Linked DNA regions of Homo sapiens: region 1 is linked to region 2. A link is a contact called in ENCODE Hi-C or POLR2A ChIA-PET data. All regions are on one chromosome and are shown on one strand. The core of a region is the stretch at or near the end of the contact, and the rest is flanking DNA. Distances in the headings are between cores, read along the strand shown.

Region 1 (6,764 bases), core at 3,536-6,035, 630 kb before region 2:
GGCCACCTCCCTGAAGGTGTCATGAGAACTAAGTGGATCAGTACAGATAAGTGCCTAGAACTGGGCCCGGCACATAGTAGTGCTTCATAAGTATTGGCTACAGTTTTTTTCTTTGCTTTTCTTTTTTTAAAAAAATTTTGTTTTGAAACAGGGTCTCACTTGGTTGCCTAGGCTGGAGTGCAGTGGTGCAATCACGGCTCATTGCAGCCTTGACCTCCTAGGCTCAAGCAATCCTCCTTCCTCAGCCGCCCGAGTAGCTGAGGCCACGGGTGCTCACCACCATGCCCAGCTAATTTTTTTTCTTTTTTCTTTTGTAGAGATGGGGTCTCACTGTATTGCCCAGGCCGCATTATTTTTTTTCTGATGCTCTTGGCCAAAGGCAGGCACAGATCAAAGGTGGGGTAAGTGAGGCCATGGCTTCAGCATTCACCTTTGTCATCTCCTTGCCCCCAGTACCCAGCCCCAGCTAAGTCCTAGCAAAGGTGGGCCCCTAAGCAGGCTGGTGGGCCGGAGGCAGGGATTGGCAGGAGAGGCAGTCACACACAAACACACACTCACTCGGGCTCCACCTGCCTGTACAGGAGCCTTGTCTGCTGCAGTGGCGCTGAGGCCCTGAGGGCTCCTTGGGGCCTTTATGGGGTAATTCCATCTCCATTAGGGCTGATTATGTCACTATAAATACCGCGTTTTGGTGCCGCTTTATAAGACTCACTGAAGAACTTTCCTCCTTAGCACCCAGTCACCTAGAGCGGGAAAGACTCTGAGTCGGACAGGAAAAGAGGGAAGGGTGTGTCATTAAATGGGTGACTAAAAGCCAGGGAAAAGCCAGGTGGAACACCCTCTTGCCACCACCTGACATACCACTCCTTTCCATAGGCCTCTGTTCACGTCACATGCTGCAGATGAGCAACACCCTGCCCTATGCTCTCAGCCCCCAACTTGTGCACATACTGCTGGGCACACGCCCCACAGCCATCAGGGCCTGCCTGCACCCCTGCCGTGTGTGTGCTTGGATTCAACCTTTTGAGGCCACACATGGAAACCCACACTTGCCACCAGAAGGACCAACCAACACTACACACAGAGACTTTCACGCAACACAGAACTCGCAACACTGTCATTCACTCATTAGTTCATTCATTCAGCGGAGGCTTGCTGAATATCTAGTATGTATCAGGCACTGTCTGTTTTCTTTTTTTGTTTTTGGCTCTCGCTCTGTCACCCAGGCTGGAGTGCAGTGCCGCGGTCTCGGCTCACTGCAACCTCCACCTCCTGGGTTCAAGCGACTTTCCTGCCTCCAACTCGAGCAGCTGGGATTACGGGCATGCGCCACCACGCCCGGCTAATTTTTGTATTTTTAGTAGAGACGGGGTTTCACCATGATGACAAGCTTGGTCTCAAACTCCTGACCTCAAGTGATCTATCTGCCTCGGCCTCCCAAAGTGCTGGGATTACAGGCGTGAGCCACCGCGCCTGGCCCAGGCACTGTCTGTTTTCTACAAACATCCCTGTCCTCCTGCAGTGTGTCCTCTAGTGACACATCTGACAGATGGAGCCTGCAAGTGGCATGTAACACACATGTACAAGCAGTGGCTTCCACACAACTCACATGGAGTCTTACACACGCCAGTGTCCCTAGCCCAGAGGCTCCAATACAACATGCAAAACACTTATCCAAACCACGTACTACACACATGCTCACACTCATCCACACACCCCATGTGCCTGTCCACAGAGCCCTGGGCACAACACATGCCCTGCTCTCCACGGATGTGGCTTCCTGTTGCTGAACCGCATGTAACCCAGTAACAGCTGAGATTTCATGCGTGCTTTCTGTAGTCCTGGCCCCTGTGGTTTACATGCATGACTTTATTTGATCTTTACAGTAACTCTCCTAAATAGGCTTTACATCTTTCCAGGAGCAAACTGAGGCTCAGAAAAGTGAAATAACTTGTTCAGAAACTCATGGGCTGACTCCACATCTACTGTGAAGTATGGCACACTCACAAATACATGCATACACAAATCCACACTCACATGCACTCATACACAAATCTCTCACACCCACATGCACACTCATACACACATCTAGACACATCCACACAATCCACAAAAACACACACAGACACACACTCATACCCAAATCCTCTCATGCCCATGCACACACACTTATACACACATATACCAACACTTTTTTCTTTTTTTTTTTGAGACAGAGTCTTGCTGGCCCAGGCTGGAGTGCAGTGAGTGGCGCAATCTCGGCTCACTGCAATCTCTGCCTCTGGGGTTCAAGTGATTCTCCTGCCTTAGCCTCCTTAGTAGATGGGATTACAGGTGAGTGGCACCACGCCCAGCTAATTTTTTTGTATTTTTAGTAGAGACGGGGTTTCACCATGTTGGCCAGGCATGTCTGGAGCTCCTGACCTCAAATGATCTGCCTGCCTCGGCCTCCCAAAGTGCTGGAATTACAGGCCTGAGCCACCCTGCCCAGTCACATACAACACTTATGTCCATACACACACTCACACACAGTCATACATACATCAACACTCTCATGTCTATACACACGAATGCACATTCAACAAAATCTCACACCCTCATACACATGCACTTATTCTCACAGGCACTTGCACACTCACAGGCTCTCAGAGGACCAAGGCTCTCCTCCCATCCTCTTGGTCAAAGGCTTTAATTATCCCCAACGCCTGTAATTAACCCTTCCTCTCTTCCTGCAGGAGAGATGTCTGGACCCGCTTCCCAAGAGTAGGCACCAAGGCGAGAGGCCAAGATGTCCACATCCGGCAGAGAAGACCCACGTACCTGGGTAGCAGGTCCCGGGCATCAAAGCGAGGATGGGGTCAGAGAGGAAGAGGTAGGCAAAGGGAGTCTGGGGCCTCCCAGGAAATCAGGCCTGCCACAGTTGCTCTTCCTGGACTGGTCAAATGGTGATTGGCCAACAGGCAGCCGTGGGTGGCTGGGCAGGCGGGCCAGAGCAAATTTCCCGTTTGTTTCACTCACACTAGCCGCTTCTGTCAGGAAGGGAGATGAGCTCATGTCTGAGGAAGTTTTGTGAAGAGGCCTTATCAAGGGGCAGGTGGTAGGCAGGTGTCCTCCAAACTGTCAAAACCTATCAACCCATGCCAGGGTCGGGGGCCAGGGGTGCCCCTTGCCCCCTTCCCCAAAAAGAAGCAGTGGTTCAAGCAGAGACCACCAGGATTCAAATCCTGCTTCTACTACCCGTGAGCTGTGCACCCTTTGGGCATGTTGTTTCTGCTCTTGGAGCCTCAGTCTCCTCTTCTGTAACATGGGGATGATGACCCCTGCCTCCCAGATGAGAATTATTAATAAATAAGATAGTGCATGTCTGATCCATTCCCAGAGGAAATGAACCTATTCTCAGATCATAGTAGGCTTATAGGCTTCTGAACAGAGATACTCTTTTTGACCATCAGCAGCTTGATATACTCTTCAAGGGTTTTAGGAAGGAGGGCATCCAGGTCTATTTCTGGGCCACTCTCTCAGGCCTGCTGCTTAGGAGGCAACTGCTTATTGGACCCCCAATCCATTTCAGCTCAGACCTTCAGGCCAGCGTTGAGCTCAGTCGCATTGAGCTCAGTCTCAGAGGTGAAGGGCAGAATGGGTATGGCTCAGCGCAAAACCATTAAACGTTTCCACCGAGGATACCAGGCTCAGAGATCCCTGGGGGCTAATCCGTAGGGGCGCTGGCGCTTTGAGACGCTCAAACTTTGGAAGGCCTGCGGGGAGCCCGCGAGTCCAGAGGGCCCCAAGGTCCTCCTCCAAACCCCTCCGGACTTCCCCTCCCTCTCCTCCGGGTGCCAGCCCGGCCCCTTTAAAGACATTCCTGAGGGCGGGCGTTGGTGACGTCACGCAGGGCATGAATGAACAGGAGTCGGTTCTCACCCAACTTCCATTAAGGACTCGGGGCAGGAGGGGCAGAAGTTGCGCGCAGGCCGGCGGGCGGGAGCGGACACCGAGGCCGGCGTGCAGGCGTGCGGGTGTGCGGGAGCCGGGCTCGGGGGGATCGGACCGAGAGCGAGAAGCGCGGCATGGAGCTCCAGGCAGCCCGCGCCTGCTTCGCCCTGCTGTGGGGCTGTGCGCTGGCCGCGGCCGCGGCGGCGCAGGGCAAGGAAGGTGAGTGCGCGCGGCGTCTGGACCCCTGGCCCCCGGGCCCCAGTGCCCCCTAGAGCCCGGCGCTCCTTGACGCGCGCAACTTTGGAACCTACCTGGTGTCGCCCAGTCCCGGCGAACTGGAGTCCGGAGGGCGCACGGGCTGCGATCGAGGCGAGCCCTGGCCCCCACCCGGGGTCATAGGGGCTCCGGAGAATAAGCGGTTTCAGCTTGGTCGCACGGGCCTCGGAGGCTGCGGAGAAGAGGACGCGGCGCAGGCCACGCGGTTGCAGTCCAGGCGGCGACTTCGGGAACGCGTCCCGGCGGGGGGCGTGGGGAGTCCCCTAGAGAAGGGGGTGTTTGGGCAGCTTTCCGCGGGCTCAGCTTCTTAGTGACCTGAATTCACTAACCCGCTTGCCGAGGTTTTGCGGAGAAGGCATACTGTGCAGGCCTCGCATTTTGGGGAGGGGGCTCGGGCGGGCGGGAGCCCCCTGTCGAAGCCCCTGTTCCCTGAGATTTTCTCCACGCCCCCCTTCACCTCCAGTCCCGGGGGAGAGCGTGGAGATAGGTTCGGGCCAATCCCTGCTCACACACTCCTTTCCCTCCTTCCCAAGCCGCACTCCCGGGCTCCCGGGGCAGGTTAGGGGCCGCGAGTGCGGACAGGAAGTCCCAAAGTCAAGCGTTCTGAGCAAGGGTGACTCAGAACGAGGAAATGCGGCAGGTGGGGGTGCGGCCTCCCAAGGTGTGGAGCTGTCAGCCCAGGGCCACCAGGGAGTCAGGACACCCGGGGGTGGGGGACTGAATCACCCACCCCCGCCCCAGTGTTCCCGGAGCCGCGCCGAGTGAGGGGCCGCAGACTTTGCTCATGGCGCAGCGGGTGCGTGGTGGGGGTGTTGTCCCTCCGCTAGGGTCAGGGCGAGGATGGGGGCTCCTGCCCTGGCCGAAGACCTTCCTGTCCACCCAGCCCAGGCCAGCTTCAATTTCCAACAGTGAGGGCAAGGCTTCCCCTCCTGCCTGGGCAGAGCGAGGTTTCCGCAGGCTCCACAAGGGGGAAGCCGGGAGGAAACTTGGGCCGGTGAGAAGTTTCCTTCTTTTTTTTTTTTTTTTTTTTTTTTGAGACGGAGTTTCGCACTTGTTGCCCAGACTGGAGTGCAATGGCGCAATCTCGGCTCACTGCAACCTCTGCCTCCCGGGTTCAAGCTATTCTCCTGTCTCAAGCCTCCCTAGTAGCTGGGATTACAGGTGCCCGCCACCAGGCGCGTCTAATTTTTGCATCTTTTAGTGGAGACGAGGTTTCACCATGTTGGCCAGGCTGATTCTGAACTCCTGACCTCAGGTGATCCACCCGCCGCGGCCTCCCAAAGTGCTGCGATTACAGGCATGAGCCACCACCCCCGGCCTGTTTCCTTCTTTTTCTGCCTCCCAAACTGGGTTTGGAGGTTTTGCTGTTCTGTGTTGGGAGGAAAAGAGGCCGGATCTGGAGCCGTTGGGCAGTGGCAGGTGTTGGGGGTGGCATCCTGTCTCAGTCTCTGGAGTGACAGGGCCCGGGTTGGGGTCTCAACCGGGACTTCTGGTTGCAGGAGCTCATGGCAAGGATTTCTGCCACCCTCAATATCCGCCCCACCAACGTTTGGTCCTCCCCCTTCCTGGGGGACTGTGGTTGGAGAGAAGGGGAGAGACAGCTGGAATCACTATAGGCCTTTCTCCTCGGCTGCCCATGGGGGGGTGGGGGATTAGGCGGGTGCTTTGCTGCTGCAGTCCCCAAGCTGGCCTGGAAGCCTGGAGCTGCCTTGTCCTTGTCCCCTGTGTCCACCTCTCCCCAGCCTGTGTGATTAAACCCCACCCCCACACCCCATGGGATGCAGGGGGAAAGGCTTGTGTATTGCACTGGGGTGGGGGTACATTTTTGCTTCGACTCTGAGTCCCCGTGAAAGAGTCCCTAGAGAAGTGTGCCTAGGTGGGGGTGGGCATGATGGCCTAGCTGGCAGCTGCTGGTTTCAGTTCCTGGGAATCAGGCTGTATGTGGTGGGTCTGCCTGGGGGTGGCTTAGGGGGCAGGCAGGAGGACACAGGTGCCTTTTTCACCTACCCCCAGGCTGCTTCAGACTTCTTTCTTGCCCCCTCACCCCTAGGCTATACTTGGTTGCCCACGTGGCTCCTGTTAGGTCATCAACAGCCACTGAATCTGCCCTCATTTTTACAAATGGGGAAACTGAGGGAGGCCCGAGCCCTTGCCAACCAGGGCCTTCTGGACAGAGGACCAGACCTGAGCATCCCGCTTCTTGGCTGCCAGAGCCAAGGCCCTGCCTGCTTTGTGGTTGGTGTCATGGTAGATTTTCCTGGGAAGCAGGCATAGCTGGGCAGGGGCCTGGGCGGGTGGCAGGGGGTGCTGAGCTGGGGTGCTGCTGATGGGAAGAGGGCTGGAGAGTGCCAGGAAGTCCTTGGTTTCTGGTTCTACCGGGGCCAAGTCTGCCCTCTGTCCCCTTTCCCTTTTCTTTCATGTTTTCCCCAGAGTCCCCACCTCCCTGCTTCCTTTAGGGATTAGCTAGTCTTGGTTAGAGAGGAATGGGGGAAGCGGGGAGGGAACCACAGCCTCGGAGGCTGCGGAGAAGGACCGGAGACCGGGAGTGGGTGGCA
Region 2 (6,967 bases), core at 598-3,097:
ATTTATTGATATAGTTTATCACCTGATCCTTCCACTGGAATGTAAACTCTAAAAGCAGGGATTTTGTTTTGTTCACCTTCATGTTCTTAGTGTTTGACTACAGGCTCAATAAATATTCGTAGAAGTGAACGAATGGGGCTGAGGTTTTGGTGCTCAAGAGATTATATTCTAAGGTGGATTCTTAAGAGTGTGGCTTACAGAGTCAGGTTCGGGTTTCAATCCTGCCTGCCTCGGCCACTTAGTACCCAAGTGACCTTAAACATTCGTTTCCCTGAACCCTAGGGTCTACATCTGTAAAACCGGCGGGGGGTGGGAATACTTTCCTGGCAGGATTGTAGTTAAGGATAAGTGAAATAAGCATGAAAAGTGGCTAGCACGATGCCTGGGACTTAGCAAATGCTCAGTAAACAGAAACGATTATTTTTGAAATGTGAAAATGAACCGTTCAGAACGATGGGAGTTTACAGGACTAGATTTCTGCCGTTTTTTTTTTTTTCTGTGTGGGAGGTGTTAGGGTGGGAGGGAGGGAAGAGGGAATGGAAGACTGTGTAAGGTGGGCTTGGTTGGATCAGACACTCGAGTTTGGAACAGTCAACTGCGATCTGGGCACAAGGGCGGTGAGGGGAGCTTATGGTTTTACTTGGGGTGGAGGAGGGGGCTAAGGGGAAGCCATGCCCCGGAGGAGGTTGAATGGGCGGGACAGATCACGGCTCCACTCATGGTTTCCCTCTTGCTGGAAGTGTGACGACTCCCTCCGGATCTCTGTAAAAGCGGGGCTATAGTGAATTCTGGCGAAGGGCCCGCGGTGGACCAGGAACTGGTGCCAGAATTGCAAAAGGGCACCTGCGCCCGGAGTGGGGAGGTGATGCGGGGGCGGGGCGGGGCCCTGGGGGCGGGGCGAGTCGCGGAGGTGCCGCCTTGGGGCGGGGCGGTGACAGAAGGATGGATCCTGGGGGTGAGGATTGACTTTGGGGGCGGGGCGAGAGTGCGAACTGGAGTCTGAGGCTGAGCGGTGACGCAAGGACGATTCTGAGGGTGGAGCGAGGGGAGGGGATTGGCTCTTGGAGGCGGGGCGGTGGCACGAGGCTAGCCCTTGGGGGCGGGGCGGTGGCGCAAGATTGACCTTGGGGGCGGGGTGGGGGCGTGGGTTGAATCCTGGGGGCGGGGCGGTGGCGCGGAATGGATTCTGGGGTCGGCGCGAGGCGCTGAGGTGCGTCCTGAGGGCGGGGCGATGACGCAGAGCGAATCCTGGGGGCGGGGCGAGACCTTCTAGATGCGTCCCGGGGAGTGGGCGGTGACGCGGTGGCAGGTTCTGGGGACAGGCGGTGACCCCAGAATTGACCCTGGGGACAGGGCGAGGCGCGGAGGCGTCCTGAAGGCGAGGCGGTGACGCAAGAGCGAATCCTTGGGGCGGGGCGAGGCGTTGGAGATGCGTCCTGCGGGCGGGACGGTAACGCGGGGGCGGGGCGGTGACGTGAGGTCAGTGCGGGGATACGGGGCGGGTTCTGGGGCGGGGACGCAGTGGTGGATTCTGGAGCGGGGCGGTGACGTGGGGCGGGTTCTGGGGCGGGGCGGTGACGCGGAGCGTGTTCTGGGGCGGCGCGGTGATGGGAGGCTTGGCCCTGGGGGCGGGGCGAGGCGCAGAGGTGCGTCCTGAGGGCGGGGCGGTGACGCAAGAGCGACTCCTGGGGGCGGGGCGAGGCCTTGGAGATGCGTCCGGAGGCGGTGGGGAGCGAAGACTGACCCGGGGCCGTGACGCGGGGGCAGGCCCTGGGGCGGGGGCGGGTCCTGGGGACTGGGGCGGGCGGCCGAGGCCCGGAAGCGGACTGAGGCGGCCTGGAGTCTTAGTTGGCTACTCGCCATGGACGAAGCGGATCGGCGGCTCCTGCGGCGGTGCCGGCTGCGGCTGGTGGAAGAGCTGCAGGTGGACCAGCTCTGGGACGCCCTGCTGAGCCGCGAGCTGTTCAGGCCCCATATGATCGAGGACATCCAGGTGCGCCCCCGGCCCCCTGTCCCCGCGCTGCACGGCCGGGTCCCCACGCCCCTCGAGGAGGCGTTGTGCGGGAGCCTAGCCTTCCCTGTGGCTTCAAACCCCTCAGCGGAGCCAAAGAATCCCAAACACCTCTTAGTCGGGTGTTCGCTAAAGCGATTCCATGCCATACTCAGTCAGCGTACACTGTTAGTGCTTGTGTTTCTTGTGTAAAGGAAAAATGTGAGACACATCTTGAGAACTTTGAATAAGAAACAATTCATGAATTGGAGAACATCAGACTGAAAGAGCTTTAGTGTTGCAATGACAAAACGTCAGAGGCAAGTATTTATTGGGAAAATGTGGAAGCAAAATAAAGAAATTATTTGATTGGTTTGCAGTTACAAAATTGCCTTTTTTTTTTAAGGTCTGTTAATTGACTGCTTTTGGCTGGTCTTAAGTTTTATTTCTCTCTAACATAAGCATTTATCAGATATGACCCAAGTTAAATTTTGCTTATGTTTGCAGTTTAAGCAAGATTTAGGTCACTTAGGATACCTGATTGGTTTTGTCTGCTCAGGAATTCTTCATGGTTGGTCTCCATTTTAATTTACGTTAATACTTGCGAGGAAGGAGGCGTGTGCGTTTTTACTTTTCTAGCATAGAGGTTTCGGGAACCCACTTTGGCATCAGGCTGCCTGGCAGCGTGTTCTTGGGCCAGTCACTTACCCTCTTTGAGCCACAGTTTCTGGGCTGTGAAATGGGAATAAGAATAATACTGTCATAAGGACTAAATGAAATAACGGATGTGAAACTGTAGTGCTAGGCACAGAGCGGGGGATCAGCGTACCCTGCCCTCTTTGGCCAGCCCCTTCTGTGTTCAGTTTATGTTTTGTTAAGAGGTTTTGGAAATGAGGGGACCTGATGCAGAATGGAGAATAATGAAGTCAAACATTTGAGGTTTTGTTTAAAAGCACTTTCCCATCTTTGTCTCATTTGACCCTCATCACAGGCCTGTGAGGATGCAGGAGATATTTCCTACCATGAGGTGCAGTAGGTGTGAGTGGCTGGCTGGATATCCCTGGCCAGTGCCCTGGCCCAGGGAAAGAGTCTTTAAATAATTGAGTATCATATGAGTAATTATTCATTAATAATAAAATAAGTTTTGTGCCTTCTGTGTGGCCCCTACTGGGGAACAGTAATGGTTTGAGGCCACAGTCCTTGCCTTCAGGAATGTTCACGGGGATCACAAACTCAAATGCCCATGGAGGACCAATGGATGGGCGTCATAGTGGATAGCCTTTGCACTGCCCTCCGTCTCCAGCTGAGTATGGCCATATCAACAAATGGCCCAGTATTGCCACATCTTACACTTATTTTGAGGCAGGGTCTCACTCTTGCCCAGCCTGGAGTGCAGGGATGAGATCATGGCTCACTGCGACCTTGACCTCCTGGGCTTAAGTGGTCTTCCTGCCTCAGCCTTTAGAGCAGCTGGGACTTTAGGCACATGCCACCATGCCTGGCTAATTAAAAAAAATTTTTTTTTTGTACAGATAGGAGTCTTGCTATGTTGCCTAGATGAGTCTCAAACTCTTGGCCTCAAGTGATTCTCCTGCCTCAGTGTTGGGATTACAGGTGTGAGCCACTGTACCCGGCCCAGCTTTCACATCTTAAAAAAGAAGCTGAAAATCTTGATTCCTCTGTCAAATTCCCTGGCTTAAAATGTTAGCAACAAATTCAGAAATTTTTTAAGAACCTTGTGGGAACCACAGGTTGCCATTTTGCCATTCAGTATGGCTGAAAAACAGGCAGGTTTTGGAACCAGTTGGATCTGGGCTCTCATCCTGGCCTTGTTACATATTAGCAAGTTGTAAAAAACCACAACCAATGAGCCAAACAAACAGAAAAACCCTATGACTCAGTTTCCCTGAAATTTTTTACCCTAAAAAGTTGGGAAGTTCTAATTTAACTCTATAAAGTTATTGAGGGAGAAAAAGATGAAACAATGCATTTAACACAGTGTTGACCTCCTGGAGTGTTCAGCAAATGTGGAGAGAAACCTAAACACCACCATCTATTTGCATGTAGCCAACTGTTCTGCTAGTGAGACTTACCTTCTCAGTGGCACTGTAGGTCTGTGCTGTTCCCAACAGTAGCCATTAGCCACATGTCGTTAAAGGTAAATTTGAAGTAATTAAAATTAAATAAAACTAAAAATTGGTAGGGTCAAGCCTTACAGGGCCTGTGGGTTTTTCTCCTCGTGTGCGGAGATGAGAGATCGTAGAAATAAAGACACAGGAGAAAGAGATAGAAAAAAAGACAGCTGGGCCCGGGGGACCACTACCACCTAGACGTGGAGACAGGGTAGTGGCCCCGAATGCCTGGCTGCGCTGTTATTGGATATAAGGCAAGGGGACAGGGTAAGGAGGGTGAATCTTCTAAGTGATTGATAAGGTGAAGCAAGTCACGTGATCATAGGACAGGGGGCCCTTCCCTTTTAGGTAGCTGAAGCAGAGAGAGAAGGCAGCATATGTCAGCGTTTTCTTCTATGCACTTATAAGAAAGATCAAAGACTTTAAGACTTTCACTATTTCTTCTACCGCTATCTATGAACTTCAAACAGGAACCAGGAGTACGGGAGGAACATGAAAGTGGGCAAGGAGCGTGACCATGGAAGCACAGCACCACAGGGAGGGGTTTAGGTCTCCGGATGACTGCGGGCAGGCATGGATAATATCCAGCCTCCCACAAGAAGCTGGTGGAGCAGAGTGCTCCCTGACGCCTCCAAGGAAAGGAGACTCCCTTTCTTTTTTTTTTTTTTTTGAGGTGGTGTCCCACTTTTTCGCCCAGGCTGGAGTGCAATGGTACGATCTCAGCTCACTGCAACCTCCACCTTCCGGGTTCAAGCTATTTTCCTTTTTTTTTTTTTTTTTTTTGAGACGGAGTCTCGCTCTGTCGCCCAGGCTGGAGTGCAGTGCCGCAATCTCGGCTCACTGCAAGCTCCGCCTCCCGGGTTCATGCCATTCTCCTCCCTCAGCCTCCCGAGTAGCTGGGTCTACAGGCACCCGCCACCACGCCCGGCTAATTTTTTGTATTTTTAGTAGAGATGGGGTTTCACCGTGTTAGCCAGGATGGTCTCGATCTCCTGACCTCGTGATCTGCCCACCTTGGCCTCCCAAAGTGCTGGGATTACAGGCTTGAGCCACCGCGCCCAGCCAGGGTTCAAGCTGTTCTGCCTCAGCCTCCTGAGTAGCTGGAATTACAGGTGCGCACTACCACGCCCAGCTAATTTTTTTGTATTTTTAGTAGAGACGGGTTTCACCGTGTTGGTCAGGCTGGTCTTGAACTCCTAACCTTGTGATCTGCCTGCCTTGGCCTCCCAAAGTGCTGGGATTACAGGCGTGAGCCACCGCGCCTGGCAGGAGACTCCCCTTCGCGGTCTGCTAAGTAATGGGTGTCTCCCCAGACACTGGCATTACCGCTTGACCAAGGAGCCCTCAAGCGGCCCTTATGCGGGCCTGACAGAGGGCTCACCTCTTGCCTTCTAGGTCACTTCTCACAATGTCCCTTCAGCACCTGACCCTATACCCGCCGGTTATTCCTAAGTTATATTAGCAATGCAACAAAGAGTAATATTAAAAGCTAATGATTAATAATGTTTATAATAATGATTGATAATTGTCCATGATCATCTCTATACCTAATTTGTATTATGACTATTCTTATTCTAACTATTTTCTTTATTATACTGAAACAGTTTGTGGCTTCAGTCTCTTGCCTCGGCACCTGGGTAATCTTTCGCCCACAAAAATTCAGTTCCTCAGTTGTACTACCCAAGTGCTTAATGGTCATGTGATATATGGTTACTAAATAGGACAATACAGACCAAGAATATTTCCATCATCACGGAAGGTTCTCATAGACAGTGCTGCTGTAGGATAGTTGAGGACACGGTGCCATCTTATCCCTGTGGATCCTGAGAACCTGTCCAGTGCTGGGTATCTGAGGACAGGTGGCAGATAACCAGACTCTTCCTTCTTAGTGACTGACCCCACCATCCTGACACCTCTCAATTTTTTTTTTTGAGACAGGGTCTTGCTCTGTCACCCAGGCTGAAGTGCAGTGGTGCTATCACAGCTCACTGCAGCCTTATCTCCTGGGCTCGAGCCATCCTCTTGGGAGCCTCAGCCTCCTGAGTAGCTGGGACTACAGGTGCGTGACACCATACCTGGCTTTTTTTTTGTTATTTTTTGTAGAGACAGGGTCTCACTGTGTTGTCCAGGCTGGTCTCGAACTGGGCTCAAGCTATCCTCCCACTTCAGCCTCCCAAAGTGCTGGAATTGCAAGCATGAGCCACTGTGCCTGGCCTGCCTGTCAACCTTGACCCTTGCTCTGTCTTCACAGTCCCCCCAGTCAGTGCCCATGTCCTATGGACCCTCTCTCTTTGTATCTCTGCTTTGTCCTTTCACTTCTCTCTATTCTAGCTGCACCATCTTTGCTGCCTCCTGATCTGGCTATGGCTCACTCCTTTCCATTTTTCACCCTGACCCCTGGATGACTTTTTGAAAGGCCATATCTGTCTCTGTCACTCCATTCTTAAAACTCTTTGGTGGCCGGGCATGGTAGCTCACGCCTGTAATCCTAGCACTTTGAGAGGCTGAGGTTGGTGGATCGCTTGAGGTCAGGAGTTTTGAGACCAGCCTGGCCAACATGGTGAAACCCTGTCTTAACCAAAAAATACAAACATTAGCCAGGCATGGTGGTGGGTGCCTGTAGTCCCAGCTACCTGGGAGGCTGATGTGGGAGAATCATTTGTACCCAAAAGGTGGAGGTTGCAGTGAGCTGAGATGGTGCCACTGCATTCCAGCCTGGGTGACAGAGCAAGACTCCTCAAAAAACAAACAAAAAAACAACCGATGGCTGGCCACGGTGGCTCATGCCTATAATCCCAGCACTTTGGGAGGCCAAGGCTGGAGGATCACTTGAGGTCAGTTCAAG

The links. A loop is a pair of places that touch in the nucleus more often than their neighbours do. ChIA-PET counts read pairs that join two places held with the same protein, here RNA polymerase II (POLR2A). Pooled maps may share reads with other maps.
Region 1: POLR2A ChIA-PET joins it to region 2 with 12 read pairs in AG04450. The contact joins the promoter of EPHA2-AS1 here to the promoter of CASP9 in region 2. A Hi-C loop is called at or near these places in 2 of 168 maps with a recorded cell type or tissue (HCT116 and PC-9) and 8 of 50 pooled maps. POLR2A ChIA-PET finds 5 or more read pairs at or near these places in 1 of 52 experiments (AG04450).

The regions. Positions count from the first base shown.
Region 1 is chr1:16,153,236-16,159,999 of GRCh38, reverse strand. EPHA2-AS1 (EPHA2 antisense RNA 1) reads right to left here and starts at 4,785. Exons shown (of 3, transcript NR_187275.1): 1 at 4,245-4,785; 2 at 2,821-3,029. It overlaps EPHA2 (EPH receptor A2), which reads left to right and starts at 3,931. Exons shown (of 17, transcript NM_004431.5): 1 at 3,931-4,152. The coding sequence starts at 4,068.
Region 2 is chr1:15,519,095-15,526,061 of GRCh38, reverse strand. It overlaps CASP9 (caspase 9), which reads left to right and starts at 1,847. Exons shown (of 9, transcript NM_001229.5): 1 at 1,847-1,993. The coding sequence starts at 1,862. RefSeq lists silencers at 768-1,207, 1,488-1,877.